Linked DNA regions of Mus musculus: region 2 is linked to region 1. The links are chromatin loops, found by intact Hi-C in ENCODE. Cell type or tissue: heart. All regions are shown on one strand.

The links. Hi-C counts contacts between places; a loop is a spot of excess contacts. Peaks named below come from ENCODE experiments on the same cell type or tissue, not always from the same donor. Only the 100,000 strongest peaks of a DNase experiment are listed, where the experiment ranks them.
Region 2: it touches region 1 in a loop (2.5-fold over the local background); 4 of 42 quality-filtered maps call a loop at or near these places.

What each region holds. Positions count from the first base shown.
Region 1 is chr19:57,018,382-57,026,381 of GRCm38, reverse strand. It overlaps a transcript of Afap1l2 not described here. Among named protein-coding and RNA genes, the nearest start is that of Afap1l2, 14 kb to the right of the region's middle. In heart, no CTCF peak of the experiment used is centred here; no DNase peak of the experiment used is centred here.
Region 2 is chr19:56,818,520-56,826,519 of GRCm38, reverse strand. Ccdc186 (coiled-coil domain containing 186) reads left to right here and starts at 4,321. Exons shown (of 16, transcript NM_170757.2): 1 at 4,321-4,532. Tdrd1 (tudor domain containing 1) reads right to left here and starts at 311. Exons shown (of 26, transcript NM_001002238.2): 1 at 256-311. In heart, no CTCF peak of the experiment used is centred here; a DNase peak (open chromatin) is centred at 4,269; H3K4me3 peaks cover 2,608 bases; H3K27ac peaks cover 2,139 bases; H3K27me3 peaks cover 1,606 bases.

The DNA.
Region 1 (8,000 bases):
TCTCTTCCTGCTGACTTCAGATCCAGTTGAAGAACTCTCAGCTACTTCCCCAACACCATATCTGCCTGCATGCCACCATGCTCCCTGTCTTGATGATAATGGACTAAACCTCTGAAATGCATGTAGCCAAAACTGGACTTCAACTTGTTATGTAGGCAAGGTCCTCTTGCCTCTGCAACCTGAGTCCTTGGATTTCAGGCATGCACCGTGTCTAGTTTATATGGCACTAGGGATCAAACCCAGGGCCTCATGAATGCTAGGCAGGTGCTCTGCTAACCAAGCTACAACCTTAACCTCTCATGTGACAGTGGTTGCTTTTGTTGTTGATTCTCTATAGCTAAGCACCGGCAGCAGGTTGGAGTAATGTCTCTCGGGAGATGAGTCCACCTGGCCGCTATGCCTTAACTGGAACAAGGAACTCTGAAGATAACATTAGAGAAAGGTAGAGATGAGATCAGGTTAGAGTGGCCCTGAGACTGTCTTAGAAGAGACAAGAAACCAGAGGTGGCCTCAGAGAGGCCATGTGACATCAAGCAGAGATTGGAGGTTCCCCTCAAACCAAGGAACACCAGGACCCACCAGAAAGTCTGTAGGTCAGGATGGTTCTTCCCCCAGATCCTTGCCTGCAAGCCCCTTGAGGTGCCAGTAGCCAGGCTCCACCCTCCAGACTATTCTAACAACCACAAAGATCAGCTTGCCACAAGAGCAGACCACAAAACTTCAACCAATCCCAGGCCGCCCTGGAAAGCATCCGCCTCCCCCCACCCCCACCCCCTGAAATTCTATATAAAGCCCACCTCCTGCTTCTTACCAGAGAAGAGGCAGCCACTCTACTCCTTCCTAAATCTCCTGTGTGAGGTTCCTTGTGCCTGTGACTTTGTGGTCCTGGTTCCTGACTACCAGGATACCTTTCTCCTCTGAGCCGTAACACTTGCGTTGCCCACGAGGACATCAGTCAACATGGCTGCTGTTCTCTAGAACTGTGACAGGGAAATGCATGTTTGCTGTTCTAGGCACATACTTTATGGCTCATTGGCACTGCTGTCTTAAGAGGTGAACATCACATGCTGACTGGTGAAAACAGTGTCTACCTCATCGCTGAGGTGGAGCTTGAGACAGTCCCGGCTGCAATTCCTCTACTGGGCTTAGCAAATTCTCTGTTGATCCTCTGGAGTTCGCAGATGGCTCTCTGGTTTTGCAGGTGGTTCTGGAGTCCTGTGTTGAACTCACTGTGGTGTAGCTGCCAAGCAGGGTGGTAGATGGGGCGGCTTCGCCCACAGCCTCCTTTGTTCTTCTCCAGATGGCACATGCAAGGATGGGGCACAAAACTCACCTTAGGAAGAAAAGTGAAACCGGAGGGAATCAGCCCCCGACTCGGTGGACACAGAGCCCCACTCTGGCTCTTCACGGGGGCCCTTCGACTCTCAAGATCCATGGATTGTTTCTCTATTGCTTCTTTCTGCCTTCAGTACCAAGGTTTTAAAAGCATATCTTGAAAGCACTTTAGTTAGCCACACAACTCTGCATTCGTACTTTCTGGAGTATACGGGAGTCTACTCACTTCTGTGAGGAGAAGACACGGTCTCCAGCTTCCTGGGGCCTCCTGGGGCTGGGCCAGTGGGAGGCAGTCAAAGGTCTAGGAAATGAGATGAGTTACCTTGCACGTTTAGTGATACTTTAATAACTAAAATGCTTCTTTCCACTTGTGCTAATTCAATTCTCCATGAGATAAGCCACCTTGATGTTGGTCCCTAAGGTTTCTAAGTTCAGTGATCAATCACTTCAGCATCTGGTATCTAAGGTAGGATGCCCAGCGTTTTGGAGAATAGGAGCACTCTGTAAACAGGGGCAGAGCAGCTGGAACACACCCCGGCCGGCGAGAGTGCAAAGTGGTGTCGCCATTGTGAAAGAGCATTTGCTTCTTATGAAGTGAAGCATCCTTTACCACACAGCCCAGTATTTCACCCAAAACCTTTATGCTATGTTTATGCTAACTTTAATCACAAGAACCAGAAATACCTCAAATATTCTTCAACTGGGAAATGAAAAAAAAAAAAAACACTATGGTTCAGCAATACAATGAGATTTTCTTTTTCCTATTTTGAAAAATGTATATAATATATTTTGATTATGCTTTCCCCTCCTCAAGCTCCTCCCATATCCTCCTCACATCCCTACCTTTCCCAACTTTATGGTCTCTCTCTCTCTCTCTCTCAAAAAACAACACCTCTCAAAAAACAAGAATCAAATCAAATCAAATCATATCAAAACAAGCAAACACACAAAAAAACCAAAACAACCACCAGTTAGATAAAAATATGCCCAAATGAAACAAAACAAACAGTCCACAGAAAAATGCATGAAGTTCATTTTGTTGTGGCCAACTATTCCTGGGCATGGGGCCTGCTCTGGAGTATAGTTGATGTATGTGGTGGTTTGAATGAAAACGCCCCCATAGACCCATAGGGAGTGGCACTATTAGGTGGTATGGTATTGTTGAAGTAGGCGTGGCCTTGTGGAAGGGAGTGTGTCATGGGGGCTGGGCTTTGAAGTTTCAGAAGCTGAAAGCAGGCCTAGTGGCTCACTGTATCCTCCTGCTGCCTGCAGATCTAGGTGCAGAACTCAGTTGCCTCTCCAGCACCATGTCTGCCTGCACATGCTGTGTTTCCTGACGTGATGATCCATGGACTAAACTTCTCAACTGTAAGCCAGCTCCAATTAAATGTTTTACCGTGGTCATAGTGTCTCTTCACAAGAATAAAAACCTAACTAAGACAATCTACCTAGTGACACTCCATTGGAGAAAATGGCTTTTTTCATTTGCAGGTGGATGTTGGTTGCAAATAACTTCTCAGTGAGAAGTGGGATCCCAAGCTCTCCTCTCAATGCTGTGACAACATCCGGCTCAAACTTGTAAGATACTGGTTCCTTGGTACCCTCCATCCTCGCTGGCTTTTACAATCACTTTTACCTCCTCTTCTGTATACATCCCTGAGCCTTGAAAGGAGCGGTAGGTAGGTTTGATGAAGACTATCTCATTTGTGACTGAGAGCTCCTAGGTCCCTCACTCTGTGCTCTTGTACAATGGAATATTGCTCAGCAGTAAGAAGGAGCAAACTACTACAATACCTTGCATTGCGTTGAGGGAGAAAGGGCTAAATCAGAAAGCTACATGCGTCACGACTCCACTGATTGAGTCAGAAGACCTCAACTGAAGCTGCCTACAAAGGGGAAAAGGCAAGGTCAAGGGTGATGAGCGATTCCGTATTTTAATTATGGTGATGATCACATGTATGTATTCGCATGACAAATTCACAGTACTGTGGACCAGGAGGGGTGAATTATGATGTATGTAAACCATGCCCAAACTTTTAAAAAAGATAGTAAAAAAAGAAAAGAGGCTCAACTAAAAAAAAAATGTATGTCACCCATCCTACCGAACTTGGGGCTGAGAGGCATTATAAAGGAGACCTTATTTATATGTAGCCAAGCATCCAGTCTTAAGCAGCTTGCTATAAACGGGGCACTGTGCTCAGCACTTGAGATAAGATGGTGAACAAATGGATGCTAAGCACATAACTTCGAAAGTATAAACAGAGCAGCGTGCGTGTGTAAAGGATTGGTTCTTGGCCATCAGCAGGGCCTTCTTGGGGGCCGGGGGATATTCCTGTTTAAGTGACGACTGGACTGGCTATGGCTAGGAAAGGGCACGGAGAAGTAGCGTGGATGACTGGACGACTCATGAGTTTCTGAAGTAGGGAAGGTGATGAGATCGTCAGTGTACACCTGAGAAGGAACCCCAAAATAGTTAGGGTGTCTAGCAAGAGTTAGACCGCAGGGAGCAGTGCTGGATTAATGGTATAACCACAGAGGGCCCATTAGAAACATAAACACATTACAGTCAACATGCACGTGAACGCTCACAGTCATAGTATTCATTATTCCGACATGGAAATACCCCCAAGATGAAAATGAAAGAGAATACCCATGCAATGGAGTCCTATTCAGCGTTATAAAAACATGAAAAGCTAAATTAAAATGTGTGATGGCAGAGAGGAGCCTTGAAGACATTGTTGTGCTAAGTAAAAGAAGCCAGTCACGAAACATGACGGGATGGAGTGGTCTTTTGGAGTAGTGTGTGATTCCACTTTCATTTTGACGGTAAGGAAATCTACAGAGTCTGAAGATAAAATAGAGACCAGTTGAGGCCCAGTGGATGGAACGGGGAAGATGGCGTGACTACTAACGTGTATGATATTTACATTTCAGAAGGTGCTCTGACAGTTAGTCCAAGCTTCAAAACAGCTTTAAAACTGCTGTCAATTTATACATTCTTAATGGGTAAATTATCCTATTTGTCTCAATAAACTTGCTTTTGTGACTAGGAGGTAAAGCCTGCGATATTCTTGGTTGTTCTATGTAAAATGTTGAAAACTAGAAATTGTCCAAACACCCCTCAGCGAGTGAGGGGTTATACGAAGTGTAACGTATCAATAAGATGGCATCGTCACAACTAAAGAGGCATCTAGTGACAATAAGAACTAACTTGAAAATACGCAAACTCTCCTTTTCAGTGTAACGGGGACAGTCTCCTCTGTGGGGGAAGATGTAACAGTTCTGGAGAAAGAGCCAAGTGCCAGAAAGCAGGGAGACATCTGAGAACCAGGGCCTCACACTTCCAGGACTCGAGTGAAGAGGTCAGGTGTGGCTGTGCCTGCTTCTTCTGGGGTGGGGGCGGGGTGAGCGGCCAGGAGGCTTGAGTAAGTGGGACGCACACACACACACACACACACACACGCATGGCCTAGGCCAAGTGCGTCAAGTCCAGCTCCGTGAGCCCCAGCAGCCCTCTCGGCTCCTTTCTCCTGCTTGTTCTGTCCGTGACTGAGCCTGTACTAAATGAGCTGATTGCCATTTGTGAGTGTTCAGTTTAGAGAACGAACTCTGTGAGGTGTATTGATACTACAGGGTAAGCCAGAGTAACTTCAGATGGGATTGGTTTGCTGTCTGGGTGTTTTCAGGGCTCGTTGCTGTGACAACCTTAGCAGTTCTCTTTGTCGTGGACCCAGAACATGGACTCCCGGAGGACTCTGGGATAGACACAGTCAAGCCTGAGAATATGAGGCCATCTCTTTTATCTATTTATCTATTTATTTTTTTACACTTCATATTTTATTCCCACCCCCCTCCACCCTCTGACTGCTCCACATCCCATACCTCTTCCTCAACCCCTGTCTCCACAAAGATGTCCCCGCCCGCCACCCAACCAGACCTCTAAACTCCCTATGGCCTCCAGTCTCTTGAGGGTTAGGTGCATCTTCTCTGACTGAACCCAGACCGGGCAGTCCTCTGCCGTATGTGTCAGGGGCCTCATATCAGCTGGTGTGTGCTGCCTGGTTGGTGGCTCAGTGTCTGAGAGATCTCAGGGGTCCAGATTCATTGAGACTGCTGGTCCTCCTGTAGGGTTGCCTTCCTCCTCGGCATCTTCCAGCTTTTCCCTAATTCAACCAAAGGGTCAGCATCTTTTGTCCATTGGTTGGGTGCAAATATCTGCATCTGACTCTTTCAGCTGCTTGTTCCGGAGGGAAGTCATGATAGGTCGCTTTTTGTGAGTGCTCCATAGCCTCAGTAATAGTGTCAGGCCTTGGGACCTCCCCTTGAGCTGGATCCCACTTTGGGCCGGTCACTGGACCTTCTTTTCCTCAGGCTTCTCTCCATTTCCATTCCCGCAGTTCTTTCAGACAGAAACAATTATGGGTCAGAGTTTTGACTGTAGAATGGCAACCCCCTCCCTCACTGACTTCCTGCTGGAGGTGGGCTCTATAAGTTCCCTCTCCCTATTGTCTGGCATTTCATCTAAAGTTCTTCCCTTTGAGTCCTGAGAGTCTCTCACCTCCCAGGTCTCTGGTGCATTCTGGAGGGTCCCCACAAACCTCCTACCTCCAGAGGTTGACTATTCACATTCTTTCTGCTGGCCCTCGGGGCTTCAGACCTTTTCCCTCACCCAATACCAGATCAGGTTCCCCTCTTACCCTCCACACTCCTAGTCCTATCCACTTTCCCTCTCAGATCCCTCCCTCCCTCCCTCCCTCCCTCCCTCCCTCCCTCCCTCCCCACTTGTGATTGCTTTCTTCTCCCTCCCAAGTGGGACTGAGGGAGGCATTTTCACTTGGGCACTTCAGCTTGTTGAGCTTTCTGAGTTCTCTGGACTGTATCTTGGGTATTGTCTTAGTCAGGGTTTCTATTCCTGCACAAACATCATGACCAAGAAGCAAGTTGGGGAGGAAAGGGTTTATTCAGCTTACACTTACATACTGCTGTTCATCACTAAGGAAGTCAGGACTGGAACTCAAGCAGGACAGAAAGCAGAAGCTGATGCAGAGGCCATGGAGGGATGTTCCTTACTGGCTTGCTTCCCCTGGCTTGCTCAGCCTGCTCTCTTATAGAACCCAAGACTACCAGCCCAGAGATGGTCCCACCCACAAGTGGCCTTTCCCCCTTGATCACTAATTGAGAAAATGCCTTTCAGTTAGATCTCACGGAGGCATTTCCTCAACTGAAGCTCCTTTCTCTGTGATAACTCCAGCGTGTCAAGTTGACACAAAATTAGCCAGTACAGATGGTAAGGGCTCAGTATCTGGGTTAGAAACACAGGCCCATCATTAATAACAATGTAACACTGAGCACGTGTCTTCCTTAAAGAATCAAAATGTGTCAAATTGCAATACTGATCTCATTGGCATGTTGTGGGGACTTCACGGGACAAAGGTATGTGCTGAGCACACACTGGAATAGGAACTATGTTGGTAAACTGTCATGTGCTGTTGGAACTCATTTAGAGCGAACTCTGAGAACAAGAGGTGGCCTCAGACGCAGCAATACCACTCTTGGGAGTATACCCAAAAAGATGCCCCGCCAGGCCACAGAGGCACGTGTTCTACTATGTTCATAGCAGCCTTGTTTGTGATAGCCAGAAGCTGGAAACAACCCAGATATCTCAGGACAGAAGAGTGGATACAGAAAATGTGGGTCATTTACACAATGGAATACTACTCAGGTAGAAAATATCATCCTGAGTGAGGTAACTCAAACCCAAAAGGACGTGCATGGTATGTACTCACTCATAAGTGGATATTAGCCAAAAAAAAAAAAAGTACAGAATACCTGCACTGGCTAATTTGGAGCAACTTGACACAGCTGGAGTTATCACAGAAAAAGGAGCTTCAGTTGAGGAAATGCCTCCATGAGATCCAACTGTAAGGCATTTTCTCAATTAGTGATCAAGGGGGAAAGGCCCCTTGTGGGTGGGACCATCTCTGGGCTGGTAGTCTTGGTTCTATAAGAGAGCAGGCTGAGCAAGCCAGGGGAAGCAAGCCAGTAAAGAACATCCCTCCATGGCCTCTGCATCAGCTTCTGCTTTCTGACCTGCTTGAGTTCCAGTCCTGACTTCCTTGGTGATGAACAACAGTATGGAAGTGTAAGCTGAATAAACCCTTTCCTCCCCAACTTGCTTCTTGGTCATGATGTTTGTGCAGGAATAGAAACTGACTAAGACACCATCTGAGGCCAGATCTGAACCAAGGCTTGGGGAAGCCTTTCTTCCTGCCTTCCTGGATTGCCTCCTCTTCATACCCCACCTAGGCGGAGTCCCACCTGTTATCTAGACCACAGAATCTCTGTTTTGGAGGGGTGTGTACATGCATGTGTGCACATGCGCATGCCCAGGCGCATGCGTGGGGGGATGCCAGCGTCTTTCTCAATCGCCGTACACATTATTACTATTTTTTTTAATTAATTTATTTATTTGTATTCTGTGTGTGCGAGTGTTTTGCTTGCAAGTATGCAAGTATGCCGTGCACATGCTTGGTGCCTGCAGAGGGGGTTGGTTCCTCTGAAACTGGAGTTAAAGATGGTTGGTAGCTATCACGTGGGTGCTGGGAACCAGACCTCAGTCCTCTGCAAGTGCAGTATGTGCTTCACCACTGAGCCATTTCTCTGGA
Region 2 (8,000 bases), 200 kb after region 1:
GCAGCTCCTGTGCCCGCCCAACGCCCGCCCGGTGTAACGCCCGACCTCAACGTCCAGCTCTGGACTTCCGGCTCCCAACGACCCACGCCCGAGACCGTCTTGGAAACCGAGCTCCGGAGCCCGGGCGCCCTGGACCGCCTGACCCAGAAAAAGAAGAAAGGGCGCTGGCCCGGACTGGTTTCTGAAGCTGACCACTCATGCTGGCGTTTGCCCTACCCCGCAGCTCCGAGGTCCAGGAGCTCCACCCGTGCTCACCTCGCCTCGGACGCTCAAAGCCGCCGCGTGGTGCGGGGCCCGCGCCTGCGCAGTTTACTCCCACGTGCGCGCAGCCCCACCCACGCGCCCAGTGCAGCCGAGCCTGCGGAGCTGCTCTGATTGATCACCCGCAGGTGCTTGGTGGTGGTGCAGGCTCACCCAGGAATTTCTAGCTTTACAGGAATTTCTAGCTTTCTCTAGAAAGGTGTCCCGGAGGCCGCGCTGAGAGTCACTGAGGTTGCTATTTTAACTAGGTGAGGGACTTTTGGTTTTCCAGCTTACTCTCCTGGGCCTGCCTCCTCTGGAAACTAAACACGCCAGACCCAGGCCCCCAAACAGTCACTTCTTGAATGTTAAGAAGCAATGCTCAGATTTATGTCTTTGTTCTTTTTACATTTTCACTTATTTTGTGCCATGGCACATATGTGGAAGTCAGGGCACAACTTTTGGGAAGTCGGTTCCTTTGTTTTGAGACTGTATCTCATTATGTAATCTCTAGCTGGCCTGTTACTTGGATGTAGACCCTGAGCACAGAGACCCACGTGCCTCTGTCACTTGCAATGTTGACCGGGTTGGCCGTGAACTCAGAGATAACCAACCACCTGTGGTTCTCTGGAATGCTGGGGTTTTAAAGGCATGGACTACTGTTATGTCTCAAACCCAGGACGAATGGTTGAGTGCCTATTTAATATATCAAATTGGACCTGGCTGATAGGTTCTCCCAGCATCCCTCAGTCCCTACCTGTTACAGGGTATGACTGGCATACCCCACCCCCAACCCCTAAACTTCTCCAGCCCAGGGTCTGGGCTGCTCTTCCCCCAGCTGCCTTTCCCTATATAATCTGGCCATGTTGGTTCTCCAGGCTTTTGTCTACCCTTTTCTCTCCTGGCTCTCCCTCTCCCCGGCTCCTCACAGAACCCAGGTCAGGGTCAGGTTCCCTCTGGACTCTCTTAGATGTCTCTGTCTCTGCTCTCCCTCATGTCTATAATAAACCTCCTACTACACCATACCTAGGAGCAGTCATGTCCTTCCTTTTTTAATTTCTTTTTCTCTCTTTTCCTTCAGCTATCATGCCGGTCATTATCTTTTCTTCATTTTTATTAATTTCTAGAATATAGAAAAAGAAGAGTTCTCATTGGTGAGGTTACAATCAGTTTCTCCTAAAACAAACATGTTTGAAACTGCTGTTATTAACGAAGCCCATGATTTGTTCGGATTCCTGCCCTGCTTCTATACATCTTTTTAGCCAGAATCTAACATCACATTTAGCTATCTTCCCATAGCCAAGGCAGTTTCTCCTGATTGACAGCTTCCAGGAGCACCGAGGAGGCTTTTGGAAGCATCCTCCTGGTCCTGGGGTTTGTCTGATGCACTTGATAGGAATGGAGTATGAGTTGTTTGGAAGACTACAGAGGCAAAGTCACACTTTTATTGTAGGATACTGTCTGATACATTTTATGAACATGATTCACAATAATGAATAACAGGCGTCATCATATGACTGACATTTATTACATTTCTGCCCCGTAAAGTTTCCCCCTTTCCACACAATGTGATAGAGGAGAAAGTCGTTATGCCCCACCTCTGAACAGAATATGTCCTACGCTATTTTACACACTTCTTGCTCCAAACTCGTAGCCACGCCTTGTAACTTTTCAGTCCAGGCTCTTTGGTGGAAAATAGAGATGTGGAGAGTAAGGGTGTGCGTTAGGCTGTTGGGATTCTTTTCAGTAGTCACCCATCACCCCCAGGACTGAATTCCAGGCCTTCCCCCATGCTAAGGCAAATATTGTAGCACCGACTTCTCCATGAAAAAAATAAATCTCCAATTTCATCGTGATATTTCTAAATCCAAATGTAGGATTGCTGTAACTTTAGCTTGTTCAAAACCGATTTTTAATGATGGCTCTTAAACACTTTAGCCTCCCTTGGAGCCCACCACCCACCAGAGTTAGTGGAAAAGAAAGGATATGGGGGTTGTGGGGGGAGAGTGGACCTGTTTAGAAAGGTTCTTTGGAGCAACTCCCATCTGTGTTGTCAGGAAATCATCAGTTCACTTCACAGTTCAAAGACAGCAGCAGCTCGATCCACGTGCAAACACTTCACAGACACACCAGCAGTTCAGTTCAGTGGAGTCAGGATAGCAAGCAGGAAATCAGCAGCGGTGGCACGACCTAGCAGAGACAGCCAGGCCCCAGCCTTTGCTTTAGCATCCTCTCCTGTGTCTGCTTCAGGGAAACATTCCTTCACTTAGCCTTTCATGCCTGTGTCCACTTTAACGGAACACTCCTTCATGTGTTTGCCCCAGCAGAACACCATCCAGCACGTTCCAAAGAACCCTTAGCGTTTCCACTTCAGATTGCAGCGTTTCCATCTCATCTCTTTGGTTTTACACCTGTATTTCTTCTCTCTTATGATTTAAAAAATTAGTTTCCCAGACATGCTTAATACATTTTCTTACCAGTTATAAGTTCTGAAGTACATTTCAGAAATAATGCTAATGTTACTTCTAACAATATGAACAGATAAACAACTCAGTGTGTCTTCCCTCCTTTTGGGATAACATACCTTACTAGGAATGTTTAAAGTCCAGCCATTCTTTTCAAAGTAAGAAAACCTATGTATGTCTGTATGAATGCATGCATGTATGTATATACGTATGCATTTAGGAAAAGGGTCTCCTGCAGGCTAAACCCTAAGTGGTTCCTACTTGCACCTCCCAAATGCCTGGATAACCATTGTAAGCCACTACTCCCGGCTCAACCCATAGTTAGGGTCTCATTTCTGTGAATTGACACTCTTCACACCAAGGCAACTCTTATAAAAGACAACATTTAATCAAGGCTGGTTTTACAGGTTCAGAGGTTTAGTCCATTATTATCACGCTGGGACGCACAGCAGTGTGCAGGGGGTTGAGGGTTAGGGTTAGAGACAAAGAGCAGAGAGCTCTACCTCTTGATTGGAAGGCAGCAAGGAGGAGACCGAATATGTCTCACACTGGGTGTAGCTCAAGCATTTATATGAGAGCTCAAAGCCTTCCTCCACAATGACATACCCTGTCCAACAAGGCTACACCTCCTAATAGTGCCACTTCCTATGGGCCAAGCATTCAAATACATGAGTCTATTCAAGTCACCACCGCACCTTAATTGTAAAACGTACTGTAATACATTACCATAATTTGAGGAGGGAGTTGTCATTTTCTGATTAAAAAAAGACAGAGGGTTAGTAATATACCACATTGAAGATTTTCCTCCTCAGCAATTATGAAAGTAATTTAACAGTAATATGCTTGGATTTACAAACTTGCCACTGAAGACGAGTCTTAACTATTTTCACTTACAACTGTCTACACGGCCCAGAACTTTAACACATCTTTTCTCCGGACAGAGGTGGTTTGCAAAACCTCCAGACTAAAACTGCTCACCTTCCCTACCTCCTCCAACTGGGCTTAGTCACTATAATATACAACCTGCGTGCAACCATGCAACCGGATGGGTTACGCAGCCCAGGCAGGCTTAGGTCCTCTGCGTGGAGCACACTAACAAGCTTACTAGTAAACAATGGCACTCGGTGCCACTTGGAGATCCCAGGTCAATTATTATTATGGAAACCCTGCAGAGCTCTCTCCCAGAGATGAAGCTCGCATGCCCAAGTCAGCTGCTCCTGCGGACTTGGCTCACCCACAGGCAGCGCAAAGTTTGCACCATCAGAACCGGGAAGCCACAATCTCTAGTTCTCTTTTATTACTTTATGCCACTGACTCATTAGATGACCGGCCAAAGGGTGAAGAAAAAAAGATGGCAACTTCCTTCCGATAGAAAGCACCGGCTTGGGACGGGAAAGGGAAAGAGTGGCCCAACCGGACAACAACAGCCTGCTACAGCCTCCTTGGGCTTAAGTGGAGGTGGCACGGAGATGCTGGGCGGGGCCTCTAGAAACCGCGAGGACTGGAGGCGGCGCCTCGAAAACCACGCCCGCCTCCAGGTGCTTAACGTCACGCGGTCCGCGCCGCGCTGATTGGCTCGTTCAGGGAGCCCCGCCCCCTCAGCTGTAGCCGCGCCGGCTTAGGCGTCGCCGCCATCTTTGTTGATGTGTCAGCTCCGCAGGGGTTTTGGGGGAAAACCTCCGCTGAGAGCCCGGGATCTGCAGTGGTCTCCGCGCGTGACTTCCTCACCCACTCCGCGTCGGCTACACGCCGCCATGGGTTCGTCGGCCCTGGAGCCGGAGCTCCATCGGCCTCGCTAGGGTGCGGCCCGGGGCTGGACGACGGACGGTGAGTGGCCGAGGGGCGTCCGGGACGGGCGCGCTCGGGGAGCGCTGGTCTGCGCGCGTGGACGTGACGGGGTGGTAGCCCCGGGCTGTACGCAACTCCGCGCGTGGACGTGACGGGGCTGGCGGGGCCCTCGGGGGGCTGTGCCCGGAGGCGCGGCCGCTCCCCCGCCGCACCAGCGCGGTATCTCCGGGGACGCGGTCCGCAGCGTTCGGCTTTTCCAAAGATCCCGATGTATTTTCATATATTTTCACCTTGGTAGGGAAACCATTTCAGATTTCTCTCTCCCCTTCTACCTATCCTCAAAGTAGCAATCCCAGGGAAACAGCGCGCGGGGAGAATGATGGCTCAGCTGCCAACAATTCGTAACTTGTTACAATATTCACATCTTGATTGTTATTTAGAGAGGAGACTCGGGTTTGTACGCAGAACACCTGGGTTAGAGTCAGAAAAGACTACAGTAAAAAAATATGACAGCGAACCAGAAAAGATGTCTCAGACCCAGTGTCACGCACGGTCCTTTGATGTCCCAGCCTTTTCCTTTCTTCTGAAGTGGTACACAGGGTGCTTGTCTGAGGAAAAGATGAAACAAATCAGTTATGACAGTGTTTCAAAGTGCACGTGTAGCCAGCCATCCCAAGGAAAATCGGTCTGTTAAGTGTTAGGTTTATTAGCGTGGATGTGGCCTTTGTGCACTTAATTGTGAAGGAGATTAAGGACCCAGAGACAAGTGATACTGAAACGGATGCGTCTTGTGTATCAAGTCCACCGTGTGCAGCTACTTTTTAGCTCTTCGTTAATTAATGGTTACACAAATGAAACAACAGTAATGATTGGCCTACTTCTTTTATGGTTCCTTTTTGGTCTTCCCATGTTCCCATGTGCAGATTTTGGGCAGGCCATAATCTTGTACTGTTGCACCAAGGCCTTCCTTCTCCTTTGTACAGGGTAATAGGTAAGTATGACTTTGGAAGGCTACCAGAAGACACAGGGACTGTGTTTAGTTTTTTTGAAGGCCTTTTCTAATTTAAAACAATAGAAACTTAAGGTGTTTGATTGAGAACAGGTTCCATGGAGTAAGGGTGACATTTCCCAGTCTGATTTTTTTTTTTTTTTCCAGACTGAAATCCTGAGTGGTAGAAGAAGGGGCACTCATAAACCTTTAGTTCCTTCACACAGGAACCAAAGACTTATTCTTTGATGCTGTGCAGTGCGGCAGCATGGCTGCTGCTGATTCCTTAGTGTGTTCAGTCCTGAAAGTGACTGTGATGAACAGAACACTCAGCCCAGCTCTCTGAGGAAGCTGTGATGGTTGGGAGCCCAGGCAGCCTCACTGAGAAAACTGTCTTTCCGTTTGACAGCATCTACCCTGGTTTACAAAAGTCATTCAACTCACTGTAAAGAAAGAATATTCAACTTCAAATTCTGCTTTGTTTGTTTGTTTGTTTTTAATAATAAAACTAAAATTTTTCTTTTATTTTTTTTGTCTTTAAATGACTAAGGTCAGGTTTTGATTTTTCTCATAAACATCACTTCATTTACAATAGTTTTATTTAGTATTTATTTTAAAAGCAGCAACAGGATAGATAATTTAGACCTACAAATGCTCCTGTAATCTTACACCATTTCAAACTTATTTGAACTTGCTTAATGGAGAGTTTGCATCCAAGAAGTAAACTATTAGGTAAAGGGGCAGTAGACACCAAGAGCAGAAGCAAACTCTAGGATACTGCCAACTGTCTTGAGCGTAGTGGAAGCAAACTCTAGGATAATGGTAACTGTCATGAGTGTATTTCTTAAAGCTTGAGCTGGTCATTCATTGTAGGCTTATGTAGTAAGTACTAAATAGGTGTTGTTTTTAATAAAACTTAAATCTTACCAAATTAACCAAATTCAGGCATAAGTACAACTCTTTTAGTAAATGTAGAAATTCTATTTAATTGAATTCATTTTTCTGATATTTGGTTTTCATATTTTTTTTAAAGATTTATTTTATATATATATCAGTAGACTGTCACTGTCTTCAGACACACCAGAAGAGGGCATCAGATCCCATTATAGATGGTTGTGAGCCACCATGTGGTTGCTGGGAACTGAACTCAGGATCTCTGCAAGAGCAGTCAGTGCTCTTAACCGCTGAGCCATCTCTCCAGCCCCATTTTCAGATTTTTTTGAAAGAACGGTTAAATAAAAGTACTTACGTTTTTCTCAGACTTTATTGCAGTTGATACATTCTGTACAAGTCGCTTCAAGGTAGAGTTCTGTATTAATGTTATGCCTCAATACTTTAAAAGCCATTTTAGAGTCTAAAGTACCCAAACCATGGTTGCCTGTTTCAGAGGTGAGAGTGTTACTGCTGCAAGATATCAGCTATCCAGTGTCTCACTGAAGATACAGTAGGGGAAACTCAAGAAGACAGGAGCAGCTGTGGGCTGTGTGCCGTCTGTGTGACCGTTAGAGAGCTGAGGCAACTTAGTACATTCAAACTGTAGTTGGGCTTGATGCTGACTCTGAAGTCTTCCTTCTTGGAGAACCAGTTCTAGAGATCTTTGAAACAACAGTCTTAGCTTTCTCCTCTTAAAGTAAGACTGGGTCTAGGCAAGCTTGCCTTCTGTGAAACCCCAGTCCCGGCTCTTTGCATCCGGGAAATGTGACTGACTAGTATTTCTTACACAGCTTCTCTTCTGTTTCTCTGCTTTGTTATTTTAGTTTAAAAGCTTAATCTAGCAAAGTGTGTCAGCATTTACTATTTAGGGATTATGAGGAGATACTGATTGGATGCTTTTTGATTTTTTACTTTTGACTTGAGATGACGGGCCAGAATTTTGCTAGAGCTGATAGGAAAGGAAAGGAAGTGACTTTAGTTATGCTACTTTCAAACCCCTTGGGAAATATGCAAAGACTGTCTTAAAGTATTTATATTTTCTTACAAAGGACAGGAAACCATTTTATTGACTTAAATAAGTGATCTCCCAAGCCTCGGTTGCATATGTCAATGCATACTAGAGAAGGGTGGGTCTACAGCTAGAATTATTGGGGGGCGGCGGAGTGGTGCAAAATCTAAAAATTATAAAAAATATTTGAACTAAGATTATTCAACTGGATTTAAAGCCAAGCCTTTATCCTGAAATGTTGGTTTGCTTTATACTGCTACAGTGGGAAGGATTCTGATCTGTGGTCTCAGCATTTCACAGCAGCAAAACAAAGATTTAACAGGCTCAGTATTAGTCAGACTGTACCTGAGGCCTGCACCTGAGGGTGCCTGTTTTATTTTGCACCATGTTCCAATGCCTACAACAGCGTCCATATGGAAAAGCTGCCCTGTGCATGTTTGGCAGGTGAACACTTGGGACTTTATTTTTGAGTTGGTTCCTCTGCATGATGCTCATTTGATGACTTGTTACCAATTATCTGTAGATTGAATTCAGTTTCTATTTATAGTTTTGTGAGCCAGCCTACGGTTTTGTTCTT